3 separate regions of the Homo sapiens genome follow, and regions 2 and 3 are each linked to region 1. A link is a loop called in an ENCODE intact Hi-C map of the cell type or tissue named here. Cell type or tissue: mammary epithelial cell. All regions are shown on one strand.

Region 1 (8,000 bases):
TGAGATACCATCTCACACCAGTTAGAATGGCGATCATTAAAAAGTCAGGAAACAACAGGTGCTGGAGAGGATGTGGAGAAATAAGAACGCTTTTACACTGTTGGTGGGACTGTAAACTAGTTCAACCATTGTGGAAGACCATGTGGCGATTCCTCAAGGATCTAGAACTAGAAATACCATTTGACCCAGTGATCCCATTACTGGGTATATACCCAAAGGATTATAAATCATGCTACTATAAAGACACATGCACACGTATGTTTATTGTGGCACTATTCACAATAGCAAAGACTTGGAACCAACCCAATGTCCAACAATGATAGACTGGATTAAGAAAATGTGGCACATATACAACATGGACTACTATGCAGCCACAAAAAAGGATGAGTTCATGTCCTTTGTAGTGACATGGTTGAAGCTGGAAACCATCATTCTGAGCAAACTATCACAAGGATAGAAAACCAAACACCGCATGTTCTCACTCATAGGTGGGAATTGAACAATGAGAACACTTGGACACAGGGTGGGGAACATCACACACCGGGGCCTGTCATGGGGTGGGGGCAGTGGGGACAGATAGCATTAGGAGGAATACCTAATGTGAATGACGAGTTAATGGGTGCAGCACACCAACATGACACATGTATACATATGTAACAAACCTGCACGTTGTGCACTTGTACCCTAGAACTTAAAGTATAATTTAAAAGAAGAAGAAAAGTCGGCAATTTCTTCATCAGTTAAGTGAAGATAATAATACCTATTACAACATAACATGGTCAGACTTTGTAAACTCTAAAGTGCTGTTCAAAGATTAGCTACTGTTATAAATTCAAAGATGAATTGTTTTTTTTTTTTCATTACCTAACACAGGGGTTGGCAGACGCTTTTTGTAAGAGAATGATAATAACATTTTAAGATTCGTGGACCATGTGGTGTCTGTTGTAACAACTCCATTCTGCCTCTGTATTAGGAAAGCAGCCAAAGACAATATCTAAATGAATGGATGGGCTTTGTTCCAACAAAACTTTATTTATAACAGGTAGTGGACCAGATTTGGCCCATGGGACACATTTGCAAATCTCTGCCCTACTCCTTTGGTGAGAACGAAACACTAGAGGCAGAGGGGAATATCTAAACTCTGTTTGTGGCATGAAGAGTAATATAGTTGGGTTTTGTGAACAGTTGCCTTGAGGCTTTCAAATATCTTTTTAAGGTACTCTCTTTAACATTAGAGTTTTAATTTTGTACATTATCACCACCATCTTCATCATCATCAATATCATTCTGTACCTATCTGAGAAGTATTACCAAGAGAGGTATAAAAGAACCCTAGTTTTCTATACCTATCACTTGACCATACTCTGTTCTGGGAAAGACAGCTCTGATTATTGTTAAAGAAAATATCAATCATACTTGTGGTGAAAGGTCGCTACATTTTTTAACAAATTGGTCCTTTGAGCAAGATGAATTTTAATGGATTGGTTTATTAACCTAAAGGTTGAACCAGACTGAGAGTAACTGAATGATTTGCTCATAATTAGTATTATTTATAATTATTTTACTTGGGAAAAAATATCACCTTAAATGTCAGGATGTTTTTTAATTGCTTCAGATGAGATTCAAAATAATTGACTTCGCAAATTTATTTTTAAAAACTCATTTAAAAACATCTGAAGCTGTTGACAGTCTGTCTAGAAGAGGCAAGATATTGATATTCATTACTAGGAACAGGGCAGAAATTGATCCATCATTTTTTTAACCACATGAATTGTGCATTGTGGTCACTTCTGGACTCTGAAATAGCTGCAATGCTGATAGAGTGATGCGTTTGTTCCTCTCCCCCATTAAATCTGCTATCTAAGCGAAGATGCTGTGTGTGTGGATGTAGGTATTATGTTTCTTGCTCAAATACATATTTACATATATTTTTATTAAAAGGGGAATAGGCACATGGGCGAAAAAAGGATGTATATATGTATTTAGTATTTTTAGAAAAATACAAATAGTCTATGTACACATTGCGCATCCATTCATGTGACTTACATAGGATACTAACTTTTTGATGGTGAGTAGGTATATGACAAATTTAGCATCTTTATAAATATTTGATTTATCAGTTGATTGGTGGAAATGAAAAAAAGTAAGGGACTATATTAACAGCTGGGGAAAGACAGCTTTTCAAATAATTTTAATTGTGCAATACGGGTAAATCACTAGTAAGAAACATGCAGCAGAATAATGACTATAAAACCTTATAATTATACAGCACTTGGATAGTCAGGAACTGTTGGTGTGTGCAGTATAATCACATGTGCTCCTTACATCTATATTTGGATGCACGAAGGAAGGATGGTAACAGTTTCATTTGACAGATGAGCAAGAGAAGTCAAGTGATTTTCCCACCATCTACATTGCCTTCCCCATACACCACATGGCCTCTGGAACCCGAGCGAAGGGTGAGTGCATCTATAGGCATCAAAGCCAACTTCAGTCTTCGCAGGCAGAATCAACCAGCCAGATCCAGTGTGCAGAACCCAATTTTCATCCAAGACATTTCAAGGAACTAAGTAACAAATGACCCAGACCAAAAACAAACAAACAAACAAAAAAAAAAGCAAACACATTTCAGGCAGTGAATATAGTGATGGGATGATTAACTGATTAACAGAGTCTCTTATTTGCTTCTTCCAAGCATATTTAGTCTGATCATGTGCCTGAGACATGGTGTGACATTTGCTCTGGCAGCAGTGTCCAGGACACAGACAAATCACTCATCAGTCAGGTAGCCAGGCAGACACCATCAATCATTATCTGCATGTTTGAGAAATACAAAACTGTAGCTGAGGTCGGGGAAAAGAACATTTGATGGTGGCTAAAAGGTAAGTATACAAAGATTCCTATTTATCTCCCAAAGAGGTTACTCTAACATGTGCTGTGGAAATAGAGTCATAAATTCTAAATTTTCTCACAGATAGGAGGTTAAGGCTAATATATCTATATAACGTATATGTTATATATTATCTGATTCTTCATATATATATATATATATATATATATATATATATATATATATATCTCCACAGCTCAGTAGGCAAACCCGCTGTTGAGGATAGGAAGAATATATTAACTGATTAATTATTATTAATGCCATCTTTTATTTAACTAGCAATTGTAATCTATTAAGAGCATTCATTCACACTATCTGACTTATTCAACCCTCAGAAAAACCCTGTAGGGCTCATAAGTAATATATTATTATCTTCCTTTTATAGACAAAGGAAAAGGAAACTCAGATATTTCCTTTCTTAAGCTAATCTCACCAGCAAGTGGCAAAGCCTGGACTAGAACACGGAATTTCTGACTCCTATTCCATTACCTAGAGCGACTGTGGAAGAGCCGAAGGAAGAAAGGGAAAGTGTGAAACATGAGTTCCGAGCAGAGAGGACCTGAAAACACACTCAGACCAGAATTCCTTCTAGTTTGGGTTAAAGTCCGGAGTGGGTGTGGCTATACGACACACAACCAGAATGATTAGATTGACTTTCTGGCACACCTACTCACTTTGAATTTTCTTGTGCAACTGAGCCTTTTGTGTCAATCTCCCATCCTCTCCTGCCTTGTGAAGTTTCTGGGGTGGCCGAGTTGGAACCAACTTCAAACCCTCTTATGTCTCTGATTCACTTTCCAAACCCTCCCTCTCCCACTCCGTGGTCAGCCTTTTGTATCACACCCTGCAAACATTTTTTTCTTTTGCGCTCCTTTGGGACTCCTCCCTCTTCTCTCCCTCCATCTCCCAACTCCTCTGCACTGCCTTTCCCCTTTAATCTCTGCTGACCACCTTTTGTGAATGCTCCATCCGCTCCTCCCCCCGTCACGACTGTCCTCTTGCGGGTACCTACCTGTGTGCTCTGCAGCCACACGCACCTCCTGGTTGCCCCTCAGATGTCTTGGTTCTGTCTGTCTGATGTCGCCAGCCTCCACCCGGGGCCTGTGAGCTGTGCATGTCTTCAAGCTCTTTGTTACTATTCCTCCTTAATTTATAATGCTAGGCAAATAACAACACACAATAAAAGATGATATCAGCTGTGTTTCTCGCCTGCAGCCTCCAGAAGTGTTATCTTAGACCCCATCATTGCAACAAAGAAATCTCTCAGTTGAGTGAGTGAAAACCAGTTACAGGACAGGAGGAGAAAACTTCTGCGCTTCCAAAATTCCGCAGCCCCAGCTGCCCTCCGGCGGCTCCCCCTTGTGGGAGATGTGGGGCATAGCAAGGCAGTGCCCAGTTGGGACGGTGCCTGGGTGGGAGGAGGGCGAGAGAAGAGTGCTCGCACTCAGGGATGTGCCCCAGAGGGCGTGGGGTCCGGTTCCGGCCACGAAGAACAGCCTCTGTGTGAGTTGCAGGACTGAGGTCCTCTGCAATTTCTCAGGGAAATACTTCCGGGAGACGCAGTCCTCAGTGCCTGGAGGTCTCTGGGTCCAGGTGAGTGTGGTGTGAGTAATAAGCCTGCATGGCTTACGCGCTGCATGGGAAGTCCTGTATCACAATCACAACGTATCATAAAGTCGGAGGTTCACACAGGGCTGTTCCGAGAGGTAAGGCGTGGTCTCCAGTCTCTGAGTAAAAGACTTGATGGTCCAGTCTCCTGGATTCTCTTGCCACCGTGGACACTTGGCCTTTCGGTCCCTCTAGAGCTCTGGACACATACTGCTCCCCACCTTAGTGAAAACAGACTGTATGTCCAAATAGTATCTTTCTCCAGAGGAACACGGTCTCATTTATACTAACCCACCCTGGCAGATATCACTGTCATCCTCCTCCTCCTCCTCCTCATTTGAGTGTCATACAGCTTCTTTTGCTTACGGTTATTATTGTTTTGTTTTTTAATCTTTATTACTGTAGTGTCTATGTTGCTTATGGAGAAACAGCTCATGAAGTAGCTGTGGTTTTTAACAAATGGAGCTTTATTATTTTATTCCAAGTTCAATCTTCACGTATGGTTCAGTATAGAGCTGCCACCAACATCAGAAAGGTAGTGGAGTTTAATAGAGTCCAGTGGAAATTGGTCTGAGATTTGTTTTGCTGAAATTAAGGACTCCCTTGCCAGGACTGCTGGAAGAGTCAATGAGACAATATGACGTGGCAAAACAAGCTCTAGGCTTCAACAGATCTAGACTCGATACCTATCTCTGCTACTTATTTTATGCTCAATTAACTACTCTCACCTCAGTTTCTTTGTCCATAAAATGGAGTTAACTTAGTTTCACAAGCAAGATCTCACAACTGGTATGATGGCAGAATGAAATAATACGTCACAAACCACATGCTCACCTACAGTTCAGTGGCAGAGCACGGTTGTCATTCTGGAAAGTTTCTTTGTTTGGATTCCAGTAACTGTGCTGATAAATAGAGAGCATCCCACTAGGCCTATTGGTTGTTTCCTCCACGTTTGACATCATGACCAGTTTTCTCCTGCAGACTCGGTCTGGGTCTCTCTGTCTGTGTCACACCCAGCATACTGTTCTCACAGAGGGGGAGCCAATCAATACTCCTTAATGGTGTGGCTCAATGCCCTGTACTGAGGATGATCAGTGAGTGTCACTCCCACTTTTCTCCAGAGACAGGACATAGTCTAGACATACGGTGCAGGAGGAGGTCAGGAACCCTGGGTTCTGATCTTAGCTCCACTTACTAGTGCATTGGAAATGATACTTGAAGTTGCACGAGTCTCTGATTCTGCTGCAGCTACTTTATGAGCTCTTTCTCCATAACTAACATTGGTATTACAGGAATAAAGACAAAAGACAGCAATAACTTTAAGCAAAAGAAGTTGTGTGCCACTTAAATGATGACGATGATGATGAGGAGGAGGATGACAAAGCAGAAGAAAGTATGTCAATGATGATATTGCTATGAACCATAAACTCACTAAATATTTCTCAGACCTATGTTGGGCCTAGGGCTGAATATGAAAGGGTTAAACTGCCCTGAAGATAATTAAGCCCTGTTACAAACTCAAGTTAAAAAAAAACAAACAAAAACAAAAAACAAAACAAAACAAAAAAACAGCCATAAGGATTTAGAGAAATCAAGAAAAGCAGCAAAAACATTCCCTTTCACGCAAACAGATCTAAAACTGAGAACCTTTAGTGACAAGCCCGCTGTGAAAGATGGGATCAAAATCCAGAATTACTTCTACAGGAGTAAGTATCAGAGGGTCTGGAGCATACGTGTCCCCATCAGGGACACGGGGTCATGAGTGGAGAAACAGGAAAATGAGTGGTGAGGGAAGGAGAGTCTTGTTCCCCTTTGGATTGGCAGAGCATTCCATTCTGCTCTGCACCCGACACCAGGAAAAATGCAGGACCCAGACAATAGGACAACAAAGATGAAGCAACCGTGTCATGAGGAACTTGAAGAACTGGAAATATTTAGGCAGATAAAGATGCAACTCTGTAATTGCTGTCTTTGAATATTTAAAGGACTCTTAATTAGAAAAGGGTGGGATTTGCTCCACCCAGCTTCAGGAAATAGAATGAAACTAATGGAGAGACACGTCAAAGAGAAATATTTCCGATCCACTATAAGAAAAATATTCTGGTAGTTTAGTCCAGATTTGGAAAGGTCACTTTGTGTCTGGAGAAGGCTGTGAGGGCTCTGTCATTGGACATTCTTTGGCCAAATGCAGGGCCAGCCATGGAGGCTGCCTGCACTGAGACAACCTTTGGGGATCCTTCTAGCTCTTGGACTATTTGAGTCTATGAACGATCTGGGATCCAAAAGGAGAAACTAGACAAAAGAAGCATGTGACATCCTCACACAGAGCATTTTAACTCCTGCTGAGGGATCTCCTGGTCTAACACATTAGATGATCAGATAAATCCAAAGTGTGCTTGCAACCTTTTCCTCTCTTTCCCTTGAACAGCACTATTTCTTTAACTATCACAGGTAAGTCCAAGAGTTAGGTATCTCCCAGGTGGGGCAAATGGCCTTTAGTATAGTGGAAAACACACAAGAAAAGGCAAAACTCTTACACTGAATGATCAGTTTAAGGAGAATCGCAGGTTTTAAAAGAGATGATGTTTAGAAGCCATCTTATCAAATATCTCCCCCAATGTCTGAATTCCACCCATATCTTCCCTGATCGAGTGGTTGTCTGATCTCTGTTTGAACTCAGCCTCTGAAGTCAATTTGATTGGAGGCCATTCTGATTGGGCTCAAGAATAAGCAAAACACACACATAGAAAATGCAATCAGCAAGACATGGATGCAAGGGAAAAGGCACCTTTGGTATAGTACCAGAATACAAGGCAGAACCTAAAGCTAATTAGAATTTCTTGAAGTCAGAATTACAGTAAATTTTAAAAGCCCTACCTACAGTTTGAGGAGACATACTTGGGACACACAGTACCAGTAAAAATTGTAGGTGACGTTGTTGCCTTTTCTGCAATCTTTTGCGTCTATGTGTGAGCCTTACATGGCAGGCTGGGAAGGCATAAGAATAGGGGTAGGGGCGGTTGAAAGGGTGCAGGTTGCTAAAAAGGAAGGAACTACGGGGCTTTGGGCGGGGCTGGTATGTGGTATGCGTTTGGAGTTGCTTTCATGATATTATCCTGGACAGAGTTGCAAAAAAGGGTGCAAAGCCGATGAGGGTGTCAGATAAGAGAAATGGAGCATTCGAGAATTGACTTCTGATTGAGCAGAGGGAACACTGAGCTCAGACAAAGGAGACAAAAAGAGTTTAGGGATGAAGGAAAAGGGAGAAACATTTAGAGGTAGGAAGATGTGAAGGGAGAAACTGCATAGGAGGTCTAAGATATCTGGGACATTTCCAAGACCATCACGGGGTCTCAAGGGGCGATGAGAGGCAGGAAAAAGGGTAAATGCTGAGGAGGAAGAAGGAGGCCGGGCACTGAAAGATCTTCTGAGTAGAAAGAAACAGGAAGAAAGCTAGACCCATCATAAGACTTGGTGTCTCCATTTCCCGACTAGGTCACTT
Region 2 (8,000 bases), 370 kb before region 1:
GGAGACTTTAACACCCCACTGTCAACATTAGACAGATCAACGAGACAGAAAGTCAACAAGGATACCCAGGAATTGAACTCAGCTCTGCACCAAGCAGACCTAATAGACATCTACAGAACTCTCCACCCCAAATCAACAGAATATACTTTTTTTTCAGCACCACACCACACCTATTCCAAAATTGACCACATACTTGGAAGTAAAGCTCTCCTCAGCAAATGTAAAAGAACAGAAATTATAACAAACTATCTCTCAGACCACAGTGCAATCAAACTAGAACTCAGGATTAAGAATCTCACTCAAAGCCGCTCAACTACATGGAAACTGAACAACCTGCTCCTGAATGACTACTGGGTACATAACGAAATGAAGGCAGAAATAAAGATGTTCTTTGAAACCAACGAGAACAAAGACACCACATACCAGAATCTCTGGGACACATTCAAAGCAGTGTGTAGAGGGAAATTTATAGCACTAAATGCCTACAAGAGAAAGCAGGAAAGATCCAAAATTGACACCCTAACATCACAATTAAAAGAACTAGAAAAGCAAGAGCAAACACATTCAAAAGCTAGCAGAAGGCAAGAAATAACTAAAATCAGAGCAGAACTGAAGGAAATAGAGACACAAAAAACCCTTCAAAGAATCAATGAATCCAGGAGCTGGTTTTTTGAAAGGATCAACAAAATTGATAGACCGCTAGCAAGACTAATAAAGAAAAAAAGAGAGAAGAATCAAATAGACACAATAAAAAATGATAAAGGGGATATCACCACCGATCCCACAGAAATACAAACTACCATCAGAGAATACTACAAACACCTCTACGCAAATAAACTAGAAAATCTAGAAGAAATGGATACATTCCTCGACACATACACTCTCCCAAGACTAAACCAGGAAGAAGTTGAATCTCTGAATAGACCAATAACAGGCTCTGAAATTGTGGCAATAATCAATAGTTTACCAACCAAAAAGAGTCCAGGACCAGATGGATTCACAGCCGAATTCTACCAGAGGTACAAGGAGGAACTGGTACCATTCCTTCTGAAAAAAAATCTTAAAACATCAAAGAACTGACAAGAGAAGCTGAAGAGAAACCAGAAATCTTGAAAGGAAAGCTGACCATGGAAGCTTATTTTCTTCCGAGGGTACTCTTGCACTTTTAAACTATTGTTTTGATGTAAGATGAGGATTACAGAGATAAAAATCCAGGGTTCAAACAAGGTGAGAAATCTAATAAAAGACAAAACAAGATGGTTCTCAATTGGTGGTTTTCTTGGGCACCCGACAGAAGAAAATCCAAGTACTCTATGAAGAAAGCCTGAGATCATTCCAATGACTTTTTTTTTTTTTCCCGGAGTAGAAAGGTCATCACAGGCTGGGCGTGGTGGTGCACGCCTGTAATCCCAGCACTTTGGGAGACTGAGGCGGGTGGATCACCTGAGGTCAGGAGTTCAAAATCAGCCTAACTAACATGGTGAAACCCCGTCTCTACTAGATAATAATAATAAGAAAAAATTTAGCCAAGCATAGTGGTGCATGCTTATAATCCTAGCTACTCGGGAGGCTGAGGCAGGAGAATCGTTTGAATCTGGGAGGTGGAGGTTGCAGTGAGTCGAGATCATGCCATTGTACTCCAGCCTGGGCAAGAAGAGTGAAACTCCATCTCAAAAAAAAAAAAAAAAAGTCATCACACTGCCAAAGATAACCAAGCCTATAAGAAAACAAATTGACATGCATAAGAACCAATAAAAGCAAACAAAAAACAAAAAGAAAAAGTCTTGCAGTTATTTCAGATATTGGAATATCAGAGAAAGCCTATAAAATAGACATGTTAAATATGCTCAGAGAAATAGAAGACAAGTTTGAAAATGACTTCAAGTAATAGGATACTATAAAAATGATATCACAAATTTGATGAAAGAGCCAAATAGAGAACCCCTGGAAATAAAAATGCCATAACTAGTGTTATAGCTCTTTTAGAATTTGTCCCCAACCAGATAAATAAAAAGATATCTATACCTAGACGCATCATAGGAAAACTGTACAACACCAGAGACAAAGAGAAAAATCTTAAAAGCAGCCACAGCAAAAAGATATATTATCTTTAAAAGAATAAAAGTTAGTCTGAAGTTGACTTCTCAGTAGCAACAACAGAAGCCAGAAGATAGTGGATTATTCTCAGTTTGATGTAGTAACTGCCAACCAAGAATTCCACACTCAGGGAAAGCATATTTCAAGATAAAAGTAAATAATTCAAGATAAAAGTAAATAAAGTTATTTTTAAATAAACAAAAGCTGAGTTTGTCATCAGCACATTTTCTTCAAAGGAAATTCTAACACGTGTTCTTCATGCAGAAGGAAAATTGCAGATAGATGTTCTAAGGTACAAGAAAAAATTCAGGGGCCAGGCGCGGTGGCTCATGCCTATAATCACAGCACTGGAGAGGTCGAGGCAGGCGGATCACAAGGTCAAGAGATTGAGACCATCCTGACCAACATGGTGAAACCCCATCTCTACCAAAAATACAAAAATTAGCTGGGTGTGGTGGCACGCACCTGTAGTCCCAGCTACTCAGGAGGCTGAGGCAGGAGAATGGCTTGAACCTGGGAGGCGGAGGTTGCAGTAAGCCATCACACCACTGCACTCTAGCCTGGCAACACAGCGAGACTTCGTCTCAAAAAAAAAAAAAAAGGAAAAACATCAGGAAAGTAGTAAATATGTGGTAAATGTAACTTAAATTGGAATAATACTAACTTCTGGAGATTTTTCAAAAATCACAGAATTAAAAAACAGGACAACATTAGCATATTCATTGCAAAGTGTCTGGAGCAGCCTCTTATGGACCTGAGGTGATTATCTTGAGAAGAAAATTGTGATGGACACAAGGAAGCAAAAGGGTGATCTCTTGAATGAAGAGCTGGCTGATTGAAAGCAAAAGGCTGAAGTGTCCTTAAGAAGAACAACAAAGCCAGCTTCTCTGCATCAGGGCAAAGAACGTGGAGGAATAAGATGCTTGGGCCAGTGGGACCAGAAATATGAAAACAGGAGAGGATGGGATGAGGACACTCAGAACATTAATATTTCCCCACAAATTACTCATCTCCTGTGGAGGGACTCCATGACGTTAGGGTTACTTCCTGTCTTGTTTTTTTTTTGACTGCCTGTGATCCACACTGAGCTGAGCTGCGCTGTGGAAAAGGCACAGCAGACAGACTGATGCAAGAGGGCTAAAAGAAGATGACATGTCAGCAGCATAAACATCAGTTTCAGAATCTGACTGGCTGCTAGTGTGAAAATGTCAGAAGTGAGCTCTGCCCCAAGATGTTGAGGAGGTGTGATGTTAATGCTGATGACACAGATGGAGTCAGCATGAAGCTTTGGCAGCAGCATCTCCAATACAGCTCCAGCCTTCTGTGGGCTTCTGACTGCTTGAGTCATTGTTACAGAGATGGCTGAACATTTCACCCCTCATCTTGTGGTTTTTGGTTATGGATCCAACTGTTCAAGGAGCTGGTGTGAACTGATTCCTAAAGCTAGAATTAGACCAACTCTGCTGTGGGTGTGATGGGTCGTGGTGGGGAAAGCACTCAAATCTAACTTAGAATTCTCTGATTACTTCACCATCTCCTTCAGTAAGTACACTGTCAACTCCTTCAGGGAAGAATGGTATTCTTTATCTTCATATCACCTGGCACATGTAAGTGTCCAATAATAGGTTTTTTTTTTTCTTAAGTGACTAAACCCCTATTAGGTTGCAATAGTCGAAATTCAGATTTGATTTTGTACAGTATCACTGGCATCTCTATTTTCTCTTTCTCCTATTCAACACCTTTTGGGGAGGACATTTGGTATTATCAAAATTTGGGGGGAAAGTTTGATGTCTTTTTCTTTCCAAGTAGTCACTGGCCAGAGTCATAAAATTGTTTTGTACTAGGATTGTGTTAGTCTTTTTTACATCATCAAGGTAAGGAGTGGGTCTGCTCATCAGTTTTAACCTAAGAACAAGGCCAGGCAGTCCAACTTTGTCAACATTAATGGGTATTCAATCATTATAGTCAAAGAATTTTCCATCGGAGGAATTTGAAAACTATGATTTATCAGCCAAAAATCTACCTACTGGTATTGGAGAGAATGAAAATAATGACTGGGCTGATGTCATTTTGTATTCTTTTCCTCCATTCTTAAGGGTTGGAAGCAAGTCTGAAAAATATTTTCATGGGCAGAACGAGTTAATAATTGATTATTAAAAGGGTCTCCTCTCTCCTCTCTCCCCTCTCCTCCCATGACCAACTCTGGAAATGAGTTTATTTTCTTCTTAATCTCAAATGATTTGGTCACCAGTAATAGTACTATGCTATTGTTTCTCAGGCATACCAAGGACTAGTACCCTTAGTTAGGGTAGTCAGCAATTTAACAACGTCCTTGGTTTTGAAGAAAGTCTCCAGCCTTGGATAGATAAAGCAGATGGATTTTATTATGACATTTTCACCTTTAATTGTATGTTGGTTACAAAGTGAATTTGGGTAGAGATAATAAAGATCTAGGAGAGAAGATATTGCAGTAGAAAGTGAAATCCCAGAAGCAAAGGTGCCAAGAAGAAGAGAAAGTGCCAGGCCTTGGAGCTTTCAATGAGAAAATGCTCCATGTTACTAAGTCAGGTAAATACCAAGGAACTGTCCTCTACACATTTTGTGATGGTTAAGAAAATGCCTTTGGGAGGCCGAGGCGGGCGGATCATGAGGTCAGGAGATCAGACCATCCTGGCTAACACAGTGAAACCCCGTCTCCACTAAAAATAGAAAAAATTAGGCGGGGCATGGTGGCTCACGCCTGTAATCACAGCACTTTGGGAGGCCAAGGCGGGTGGATCACGAGGTCAGGAGATCGAGACCACGGTGAAACCCCGTCTCTACTAAAAATACAAAAAAAAAAATAGGGGCATGGTGGCGGGTGCCTGTAGTCCCAGCTACTCGGGAGGCTGAGGCAGGAGAATGGCGTAAACCCGGGAGACGGAGCTTGCAGTGAGCCGAGATCGCGCCACTGCACTCCAGCCTGGGCAACAGAGCAAGACTTCGTCTTAAAAAAAAAAAAAAAAAAAATCAGCAGAGCATCTGTAGTCCCAGCTACTCCGGAAGCTGAGGCAGAAGAATGGTGTGAACCCAGGAGGCGGAGCTTGCAGTGAGCTGAGATCTCGCCACTGCAGTCAGCCTGGGCAATAAAACGAGACTCCGTCTAAGCCAAAAAAAAAAAAAAAAAAAGAAAAGAAAAAAGAAATTGCAACTTTTCATCCATGAAACCAACTCTTAGTCAAATAGTCAATTTCATGGGTTTACATCTAAACCCATGAAATGGGTTTTAGATGTAAAACACAATAACTTTATTTTAAAGCAGAGGATTCGCAGGACAGAGATTTTGAATGGCTTGCCCACTATTTAGTGCCCAAATTATGATCAGAACCTAGTTTTCCAGTCTATTACTTAATTCACAGTACCTGCTGATTTTCTACTTCACAAAGACAGTGTGGAACACTTTATAGATTAAAACAAAAATATTGAAAAGCAGTGTGTTAATTATCCTTTCAAAAGGCTGGAAGACGTATAATAGATAGGTAGTAGAGTGGTTAAACTTGAGCTTTGATAGGCTGGGTTCATGCTACTTCCTAGCTATATAACCTCAGGTAAGTTCTAAAATCTCTTTAAGCTTTTTTTTCTTTTCTGTGAAATGGTGATAATGAGTGTATCTATCTCAGGGTTATGAGATTTAAGTGAGACAATGCATGGAAAATGCCAAGCACAGAGCCTGGCATGTATCATCTCATTCAACATGCTGGCCATTATTTTGCGTGCATGCACAATATGATGACTTAGGACACCTTGGTTGCTCTATGCAATTGTTGAACTGCGTGCAGAACAGTCTTTTCTCCTTTTAATTTTCTGGCCTGTAATTGCTCCACACTGGCTTCAGCACTTGTTGGGTGTCCTTTCTTAACAAATTAGTGATGATTGGACAACCAATAGAAAAGGTGAGTGATGGCTTAAGATATTTAATTATAAAATAAAGACTTGGTACCTTAGAATTGAAGTGATCCTTGGAGGTTATGTAGCTCAATAGTCCTCGAAACATCTTCTGTATATTACTTCAAGGTAAAACAAGAGACAAACAATAACAACAAAAAGAACCCATCTGAATATCTTAGGTCTCCTCCCTCAATTTATTTTGATCTTATTTATGTCACAGATAATATTTACTGAGCACATCCCTTGTACCAGGCATTGTACTATATGGCCTATGGGTGTGATCTCAGTTAATGCTCACAGTAACCCTGTAAAGTTGTGCTATTTTCATCACATTTTAAAGATATGCACACTAAGGTTCAGAGAAATTGTGTCCAAAGGCAATTTGCCTTTGGACACAAGAACACCATGATTTGAAGCTAGCTCTATTTGACTTCAAATTCTATGCTCTGAACCACTTTCCACACAAAGAACAAACCTTGAATCATCCTTTCTGGATCATATATATGCTTATTTGCCCAAATATGCCTGTTCGTGATAAATTCAGACAGATGAGATTTGCACTAAGGCAAATTTAAGGTGATCTCTCATCTAATGCCATAAATGCTACACTTCCTTTTACCTGTGAAAAAATAGCCAGAACTTTGGCTTATAGCCTATCATTGAGTTAAACAAAACAAAACATAACAAAAATATACCTGACTAGCTGCAGACACCACTGGCGCCCATATTCCCTACCTAGGGGCCTGAAGACTGGCCTACCTGACTTGCTGTTGCCATTACTGGCACCACATATCCCACCTGGGGTTCAAAGACTGGTCCACTAGGGGAAAGCCATCACCACTTCTGGTGCCCCGACATGTCACCTAAGGGCCTGACGACTAGCCCAGCTGGTGCACCCCTCCCCAGAAAAGCCACATTATAAGCTCCACAAACAACCACAGCCTAAGCCACTCAGGAACTCAAGGACACTGCTGATGCTGATTACAGCAGAAATGATCATTTGGTGACTACACTACAATGCCCACCCAGAACCAAAGCCAAAGCACCCTACCCAACTGACATTATAAATACATCTATAGGAAAACATCTCTCTTTATGAAGCCACTCTATAAACTTGGAAGAAGAAAAAAACTGCACCAGATTCACAGATATTAATATAACGACACAAAAAACATGAAAAAGCAAGGAAACATGAACACTTCCAAAGGAACACAATAATTCTCCATTAACAAACCCCCAGAGAAAATAACATTTATGAAATGTCTGAAAATAAATTCAAATAATGATCTTAAGAAAGCTCAGTGAGATATAAGAGAACACAGATAAACAATACAAAGAAATCAGGAAAACAATTCATGATCTGAATTAGAAATTCAATAAGAAGATATGTATGGAAAAGAGCCAATCAGAAATCCTGGAACTGAAAAATTCAATGAATCAAATAAAAAATTCAATCAAGAACTTCAAAATTAGACTAGATCAAACAGAATAAATAATTTTTGTACTTGAAGATAGTTAATCAGAAAAAAAAGAAAAAGAAAAAAGAATGAAGAAAACCTATGTGAAATATGGAACTCTATCAAGCAAACAAACTTTCAAATGTTTGGAATTTCAGAAGGAGAAGATACGGAAAAAGGCATAGAAAACCTATTTAATAAAATAATAATCGAAAGCTTCTCAAATCTTGGAAGAGATATACACATCTACATAGAGGAAGCTGAAAGATTCCCAAATAGATTCAACCTTAAAAGGTACTCTGTGAGGCACATTATTGTCAAACTGTTGTAACTGAAAGACAAAGGGAGAATGATAAAAACAGGAGGAGAAAAGCAACAAGTCATGTATAAGGGAATCCCCATCAGACAATTGGTGGACTTCTCAGCAGAAACCTTACAGGCCAGGAGAAAATGAGATGATATATTCAAAGTGCTGAAAGAAAAGAACTGCCAGCCAAGGATATTGTCCACAGTAAAACT
Region 3 (8,000 bases), 330 kb before region 1:
CTGGGTTCACGCGATTCTTGTGCCTCAGCCTCCTGAGGAGCTGGAATTACAGGTGCCCGCCTCCACGTCCAGCTAATTTTTGTATTTTTAGTAGAGATGTAGCTTCAGAGATAGGGTTTCACCATGTTGGTCAGGCTGGTGTCAAACTCTTGACCTCGAGTGATCCACCCACCGCAGCCTTCCTAAGTGCTGGGATTACAGGTGTGAGCCATGTGTGTAAGGTTATTTAAATGAACTAATTTAACCCTTATGACAATCTTAAGAGAGACGTATTGTTATAATCCCCACTTTACAAATGAGGAAACTGAGGCAGAGAGAGGTTCAATAACTTGCACAAAATCACACTGCTGGTAAGTGATGGGAATGAACCCAAACACTCTAGGCTTTTCATCAATGGGTAAACCCTATGGCCTATGCTATGACTGAATACAGATCAGAGGCTAGCCGTGCACACCCAGAGCAGAGTACTGAGCCACGTATCCAGTCGCTACAGATTCAGACACCACCTTCTCTAATGAACTAGTGAAATCAGCAGAGAGCTCATAACCACATCTACTTTTACAACTGTGCCCTGAGCTTCTAGAATGCTTTCTATCTGCATGGCTTCCTGTCAAATGTAGCATCCTTCAAGGCTGAGCTCAAAAGAAAACTTCAATGGGTTTGGTTCCTTCAGAACCAAAATTACTTTTTTTCATCTTTCCCAACCTTTTACTATTTAATCTGGAATACTGTAGTTTTTCCAAAGCTGCCTTAAATTAAAGCAATGTCTTTCCTCTCCCAGTATCAAGCCCTGGGAGGACTGAAAGTGATTTTTTTTTTATTTTTGTATCCCTCACCTCACCTAGCATGGTGTTTTTCGCCTTCAAGGCACTCAGTAAATATTTATTAGCCTAATTTGACTGTAAATAAAATATATTGCAAAATGCACTGTAGTGGGTTTCAAGGAACTTGAGTTCCAGACTTAGTTTTGTCATCAATTAGCTGTATACATTTTGGCAATGTATGTAACCTCTGTGAGCCTTTGTTGTCTCATCTGTAATTGGATGTGATAATCTCTGAGGCCTCATGACCCTTATGGAATAGGCTATTCTTTGCTCTGAATTTTTGTATACAAAAGGTTTTTATTTTATTTATTATTATTATTATCATTATTGAGATGGAGTCTTGCTCTGTCACTCAGGCTGGAGTGCAGTGCTGCGATCTTGGCTCACTGCAAGCTCCGCCTCCTAGATTCACGCCATTCTCCTGCCTCAGCCTCCCAAGTAGCTGGGACTACAGGCGCCCACCACCATGCCGGGCTAATTTTTTATCTTTTTATTTTATTTTTTATTTTTAGTAGAGACGGGGTTTCACTGTGTTAGCCAGGATGGTCTCGATCTCTTGGCCTCGTGATCCGCCCGCCTCGGCCTCCCAAAGTGCTGGGATTACAGGCGTGAGCCAGCGCGCCCAGCCAAGGTTTTTAAACAAGTCCCTAAAGGGTGTTTCATATATTCTGAGATCACTCCCGGTAAAGACCCCCTGCTGAAAGAGAGTGGAAGGAGCATCCCACCACCTGGGGCAGTTGAAGCCCCTGAGTTGTGCTGTTTTAGGGAAGGTGATTGATGGTAAAGTAGAGAACACTGATAAATTACAAAGCATTCATCTAATCAAAATCAACCCATGGTGTTAAGTCTTGATGTAAAATAATACATTAAGAATTAGTGGAAAAGCTCTGAAATTGTTGACTCGATTTTCAAAATAGTTATTTTTCGGTAGGTAACAGATGCACAGCTTATAAAATTTAAAAGATTTTTTAATACTTTTGTTGGAAATACCGATTTTGTCTTTTTTTTCAGGTTATTTGGATGAAATGCTTATTTCTTTTTTAACATAAGCATTGACTGGAAATATTGGTTATTCTGTCTGATATTACATGAAGGTCAGATGCCCTCCATGCAACCATGAGGTCGGATGGCAGTTTGATGCTGAACCAGCAAACAAGGTAAGGGTGAAATTGTCATCTGCATTGTACAGAATGCGAAGCCAAGGCCTCGAAACAGGAGATAATTTAGACAAGGTCACCTAGAGGGATGCTGGAGGAACCGAGTTTGGAAAGCCAGCTAGCCTGACTGCCCATTCATCACGGACATTATCTTTCTTCTTGTCTTCCTGCTCAGCTTAGTTTATTTAAAAGGGAAGCACACTGCAGTTCTAGGGTCAGGCCAGGCCCGCCTGGTGGCTCAGCACCTGCCTGCAAAGGTAAGAAAGCCTCTCCAGCCGAGGCTTGTGAATGGTGTCAGGGAAGAGTCAGGTTCTCTTTGGAGAAGAGCCCGTTGGGATCTTTGTTCCCAAACAGGTCCCATTTCCTCATGTTTATTGAATTCTCTCAATCACATACTTGATCACTGGGTCCCAGGAAGGGGGGCTGGCTAAACTGAGAAAATGCAAAGTTGAACTTTATTTACTCTTGATAAGAGGACCAAAAGGAAGTTAACTTTTTACCCATTTTATTCTCAAAGCTATTGAAAGAATTATGAAATCTACTCGAGAGCAAACGTGGAGGTTATTCACAAAGGCGTTCATAATGAACTAATTTGCGGATCTTTTGCCCCTCTTTCACTTTCTGCAGAAATGAGAAGGATGACTTTTTTTCCTCTGTTTGTGGCTCTGCAGGCCGTCAGGGGACCCCACTCCTTTCTCCCTGCAGGCTTCCTCTGCCACTTGCTACTCCTTTGTACTCGTTCCACCTGGCAGTCTGAGGAACACAAACTAAAATGCAGGTATTGGTATCCCAATAAGAGGCTGTGAAGACAGTTCAAAAAGGGAAGTTTTGAGGCTGGGATTCTGGAGAAAGGCATTCATCTCCCGGTAGGCCCAAGTTCACTTCCTTCTCCACTACAGAACTGCCTCGATGCGTTTGAGAACATTCTGTCCTTATTGTGAATGCTGACTTGCTCCAATCAACACATTTCTTTAACTCCTTTAAAACCAGCTTGTTAGAGCTGTCTACAATGCCGTGAGGTTCCAACTTCCTCTGATTAATTAGGAGGCTCAGAAATGTGTGAGTATATTTTAGAAACTGTACTGTGGGTGCTTGTAGCAAGTTCACTTATTTAATATTTCATGGTGAGCTATTTTCTACTCTCCAGATAGATTGTGGGAAGGGGCCCTTTGCCAGCCATAAACATGTGTTTTAATCTCTAGTCCTTTTTGGCATGTGTTGCTGACCTACTTGCCTCAACTCCCTACCCTGTTTCCCTCCCCTTCAGCCAAATAAGAAGTGAATAAAGCAACAACATGGGAGAACCATTGTTCTTCAGACATGTACCAAAAGGGGGCACCGCTAAAATTATCTAGGCAACTTGGATCCCAGGCTCCCTTTGGAGAGGAAAGCTTTTGGGATATGTGCCATGATGATTTATTACAGGTGGCAAAAATACTTGTTATATAACACACCGCTGACATTTCTGCATCCCTGTTTTGCAGTAATGCTAAAGGCCAGCACATTCCAATCAACCTAGCCTGGGCTTGGGTGTTTCTTCATCTCCTCAGCTACCCATGTTCTGTTTACTCTCTAGGTGGCCAATCTAATCTACTTTATTTTGCATCTCATAATTTTATTGTCAGATGCAACCTTGTTCTGAAGTCTGGGACTGTCCTATGAATCTTTTCCAGTTTCCCCACGATAGTTCATTGATTCATTTACCCAATAAATATGTATTTGTAATTTCCATGTGAGGTGTTCTGTGTTCGAGAATGAATAAGACAGGCTGGGTGTGGTGGCTCACATCTGTAATCCCAGCACTTTGGGAGGCCGAGGTGGGTGGATCTCCTGAGGTCAGGAGTTCGAGACTAGCCTGGCCAACATGGTGAAACCCCGTCTCTACTAAAAATACAAAAATTAGCTGGGTGTGGTCACGCATGCCTGTAATCCCAGCTACTCAGGAGGCTGAGGCAGGAGAATCACTTGAACCTGGGAGGTGGAGGTTGCCGTCAGCTGAGTTCGCACCATCACACTCCAGCCTGGGGGACAAGAGTGAGACTTTTTCTCAAAAAAAAAAAAAAAAAAAAAAAAAAAAGAATGAATAAGACAGATACATCCCCTTCTTGCCTTTGGAGTGTCTTGTCTAACCTGGGAAATGATCTTTGAACAAAAAATTGTGAATGTGACTAGTGTCATGCTGATATTTAGGGAGCTTTAGGAACAAATTAGAAGAGACCTAACCTAGACTGCATATGAATCAAGAAAGGCATCCCTAACAAAGTGCCATTTAACATGAGACCTGAAGGGAAAGAATGAGCAAGGAAATGATTTCAGGTACTGAGGAATAACATATGTGAAAGTTCTGGAGTAGAAAGGTGTATGGCGTGTTTCAAGAAATAGAAGACCAGTGTGGCTAGAGCATAATCAAAGGTCATATGAATTTGGCATTTTATGTACCTGGCAATGTTCAAAGCAGTTTAATTTAGTTAACCTTCATAACAAGTCTATGATGAGAAAACTGAGAACTCAGAGAAGTTAAGTAACTTGCCCAAGGTCACAGAGCTAGGAAATTCCACATCTGGGCTGTGAGCCAAGACAATCTAGTTCCAACCCTGTCCTCTGAATGCAGCACTGAACTGCAGAGAGAGCAAAAGGACAGCAGATGAGGACCACATCACACAAATCAGAAAAAGAAGAGGAGGCCGGGCGCAGTGGCTCACGCCTGTAATCCCAGCACTTTGGGAGGCCGAGGCAGGCGGATCACGAGGTCAGGAGATCGAGACCATCCTGGCTAACACGGTGAAACCCTGTCTCTACTAAAAATACAAAAAATTAGCTGGGCTTGGTGGTGGGCGCCTGTAGTCCCAGCTACTCGGGAGGCTGAGGCAGGAGAATGGCATGAACCTGGGAGGCGGAGCTTGCAGTGAGCTGAGATAGCACCACTGCAGTCCGGCCTGGGGGAAAGAGCGAGACTCTATCATCTCAAAAAAAAAAAAAAAAAAAGAAAAAGAAGAGGAAAATCATTTAAGTAAAACATCTTGGACAGCACTGAAAGGGAAATACAGCATCCAAGTCTTTTAAATACTGACTTCCTTTTCTTTCTTCAAATGGAAAATTAGAGGAACCCACTGAGAGACTCGCTGTAGGCTAGGCACTGTGAGAAAAACAAGAAGCAGTCAAATTCATCCTCAACAGGTTAGTAAGGTCTACATAACTTCAAAGGACACAAGAGGTTAGTGTGTGATAGACAGCCGAAGGATTCATGGAGCAGGCTGCACTTGAAGTGGCCCTTATAGGGATAATTAAGATACAGCCTGGTGGAAGCAATGGAATGGTTTTAAGTCCATTGTCTATCCCTTTTGCATTCTTTCTTTTTTTCAGCATATACTTGTTATGTACCTCCTACATGCCTGGTCCTCTGCTAGGAGTTGAGGGTAAAGCAGTGAATTGGACAAATAAAATAGAAACCAGTATCCACAAGGGCACAGTGATGGGTAAGTCTGTGATTGTGGGTGATATTGAAGAAGACAGTCTGGTTGGCGCCAAGGGCTGTGTTGAGAATAAATAGGGCTAAGCTTTAGAGGTGGGTGATGAGGGTAGAGGAGATAAAGCAATTGACTGCTCAGATTTCTAACTGTCAGAATCAAGAATGGGAATTTCCGGCCTGATACAGTGGGTCATACCTGTAATCCCAGCACTTTGGGAGGCTGAGATGGGAGGATCGCTTGAATCTAGGGGTTTGAGATCAGCTTGAGCAAATACAGTAAGATTCCATCTTTAAAAAATAAATAATGGGGATTTTTTTTGTCTTATAGATAATGGAAAATGATTGCTAGTTTTTGAGTTGGGAAAAAAGTAATTAAAAGAGTTTCTGGAATGATTTGCCTGGCATCTGTGTGCAGGCTGTGCTAAACATAAGTATTAGTATGTGTTAAGCCAGGTAGAAGGAGTCTCCAGGAACAGAAAAGTAGGGTGAAATATTATTTACTCTTCTCACTTGTCCTGAATATGCTTTAAAATAAAAATGCTATGGATTAATAGGTTCTGTCATTCTTGAAGATTAAGATCAAACTAGTTTCTCTTGATTTCTAAAAGTAGACAGGACTTCTGGCTGATAGCATGAACTAGTTTTATTAACCAAAAACTGCCTTCAACTTGGCACCTCTTCAGCCAGAAACAAACATATTATTCACCCTGGACTGCCCTGAAAAGGGTAAGAGAAATGAATGTAATTTAAGGAGACCATCCTTAATTAAAGGAGCCACTTGGCAAATTCCAATGGCTGCCTTGTTTTGGCTGCATCTTTTTTTCCCCTAAACTTTTCTCTTCTTTTTTCATTTTAATACACTTTTCCCAATTGTCCTGTTGGAACCTTTACCACATTTGGGTTTTACCTGGTAAATTTTGATTTAATCTTTGGCGGACGCTGCTTCAGGTTGACTGTAATTCAGGGACTGGCATGTACGTTGTATCTTGGTGCCAGAGCATGTGGGGCAGCGGATGGCTCTGGAGCACTGAATGCACCCTGTTGTGTGGCTCCAAGTTCTCAAGATGCCTGTGCAGTGCCCTGGCATTTCACTGCAGCCAGAGGGGCAGCTGGGGTGGATTTCTTTTTTTTTTCCTGGCATTTGCAATTTAGGACCTACCTTCTCTAAGTATCCTCCCTGAGTGGGTTTTTCTGCACTCCACATGTATATTTTCACATTTTGCTGATTGGTAATATTTAATGTGTGGGTAGAAGTGCTGTGGCGATGAGTGCTTCCTATAGTCAGACAAATCAAAGCAAGAATGATTGTGCCATTTTAGTGAACAAATTGCTTTGTCCATTCTACCTCTTGCAGAGCTAAGAGGATGCAGTGCGTGCACGCGTGCACACACACACGCAAACACACGCTCTGTTCTTTGCCCTCAAGGATTTTTTTTTAATAGCACACCAGAGCTCTGGAATTGGCAGGGACTTTATAAATGATAAAATTTATCCCCATTCTTTATAGACAAGGAAATTGAGACCTAGACAGGAAAGAGGCATGTATGCCAAATGCCACAGAGCGAGCAGGGGGTGCAGAGATTAGAGTACAGATTCATGCTGTGGCCTAGGGTTCTCTGTATACTTCACCACCTAAAATTACCACACTTTTAAAAAGGAGGAAACCTGGACTTGCAAGATTGATAACTTGTAGTGTTGTATTTTAAAAGCAATGAATTTAGAAGAGTTTCACAGATATATTTCTTTTTTTTTTTCTTTTTTTTTTTGTTGAGTCTCACTGTGTTGTCCAGGTTGGAGGGCAGTGGTGTGATCATAGCTCACTGCAACCTAGACCACCCAGGCTCAAGCGATCCTCCCACTTCAGCCTCCTGAGTAGCTGGGACGACAGGTGCGTGCCACCCTGCCTGGTTAATTTTTATTTTTATTTGTAGAGACGAGGTCTTGTGATGTTGCCCAGGATGGTCTTGAACTCCTGGGTCCAAGAAATACTCCCACCTTGGCCTCCCAATGTGCTGTGATTATAGGCATTAGCCGTTGCACCCGGCCCTTAGAAAGGTCTTGAACTCAGGTCTCTGGACTACCAAACCAGAATCATCTTATGGGAGTGGCATGTGGGTGGTGTTTAGATGTGCTTGGAAAAGCAGTGGTGGAAAGAAAACCATTCAAATATTCTCCAAGCACCATACTCTGAGTCCTGAACCCCTTCAAGCCCTGACCTCACCATCCCCAGGAATTCTGCTGGCTGTATTTTTCTTAAACATTTTAAGAGACTGCAGACATCATGGCTCAGGGTCTGTTGAGATAGACTGCTGAATAGATATTCTGACACAGCCCTTCTGGTTATGGTAGTGATCATTCCCCTGGTACCATGTTGCCATGGTCAGAGTGCATTACAAGAGAAGGGTTGTCTTGAACCTGCAGCCTCCATCCTTCTCATTTGCAGAAGCCCCACTGCCTCGAAGAAAGAACTGCCCAGGGCCGCCCACTCTAGCACCTTGTTCTCATCTGTCTTCCCTTGACAACAGTCCGTATGCTGAAATAGTCTTTCCC

Evidence for each region. Hi-C counts contacts between places; a loop is a spot of excess contacts. Peaks named below come from ENCODE experiments on the same cell type or tissue, not always from the same donor. Only the 100,000 strongest peaks of a DNase experiment are listed, where the experiment ranks them.
Region 2: it touches region 1 in a loop (7-fold over the local background); 4 of 110 quality-filtered maps call a loop at or near these places.
Region 3: it touches region 1 in a loop (9-fold over the local background); 2 of 110 quality-filtered maps call a loop at or near these places.

The regions. Positions count from the first base shown.
Region 1 is chr11:122,198,862-122,206,861 of GRCh38, forward strand. The region is part of intron 2 of MIR100HG (mir-100-let-7a-2-mir-125b-1 cluster host gene); the gene reads right to left. Among named protein-coding and RNA genes, the nearest start is that of MIR100, 51 kb to the left of the region's middle. RefSeq lists an enhancer at 4,319-4,528. In mammary epithelial cell, a CTCF peak has its summit at 4,248 (motif pointing left); DNase peaks (open chromatin) are centred at 3,620 and 4,490; H3K4me3 peaks cover 1,151 bases; H3K27ac peaks cover 1,936 bases.
Region 2 is chr11:121,826,130-121,834,129 of GRCh38, forward strand. No RefSeq gene overlaps it. Among named protein-coding and RNA genes, the nearest start is that of MIR125B1, 270 kb to the right of the region's middle. In mammary epithelial cell, no CTCF peak of the experiment used is centred here; a DNase peak (open chromatin) is centred at 3,292; H3K27ac peaks cover 983 bases.
Region 3 is chr11:121,867,487-121,875,486 of GRCh38, forward strand. LOC107984402 (a long non-coding RNA gene) reads left to right here and starts at 1,836. Exons shown (of 3, transcript XR_007062925.1): 1 at 1,836-1,981. In mammary epithelial cell, a CTCF peak has its summit at 3,319 (motif pointing right); no DNase peak of the experiment used is centred here; H3K27me3 peaks cover 227 bases.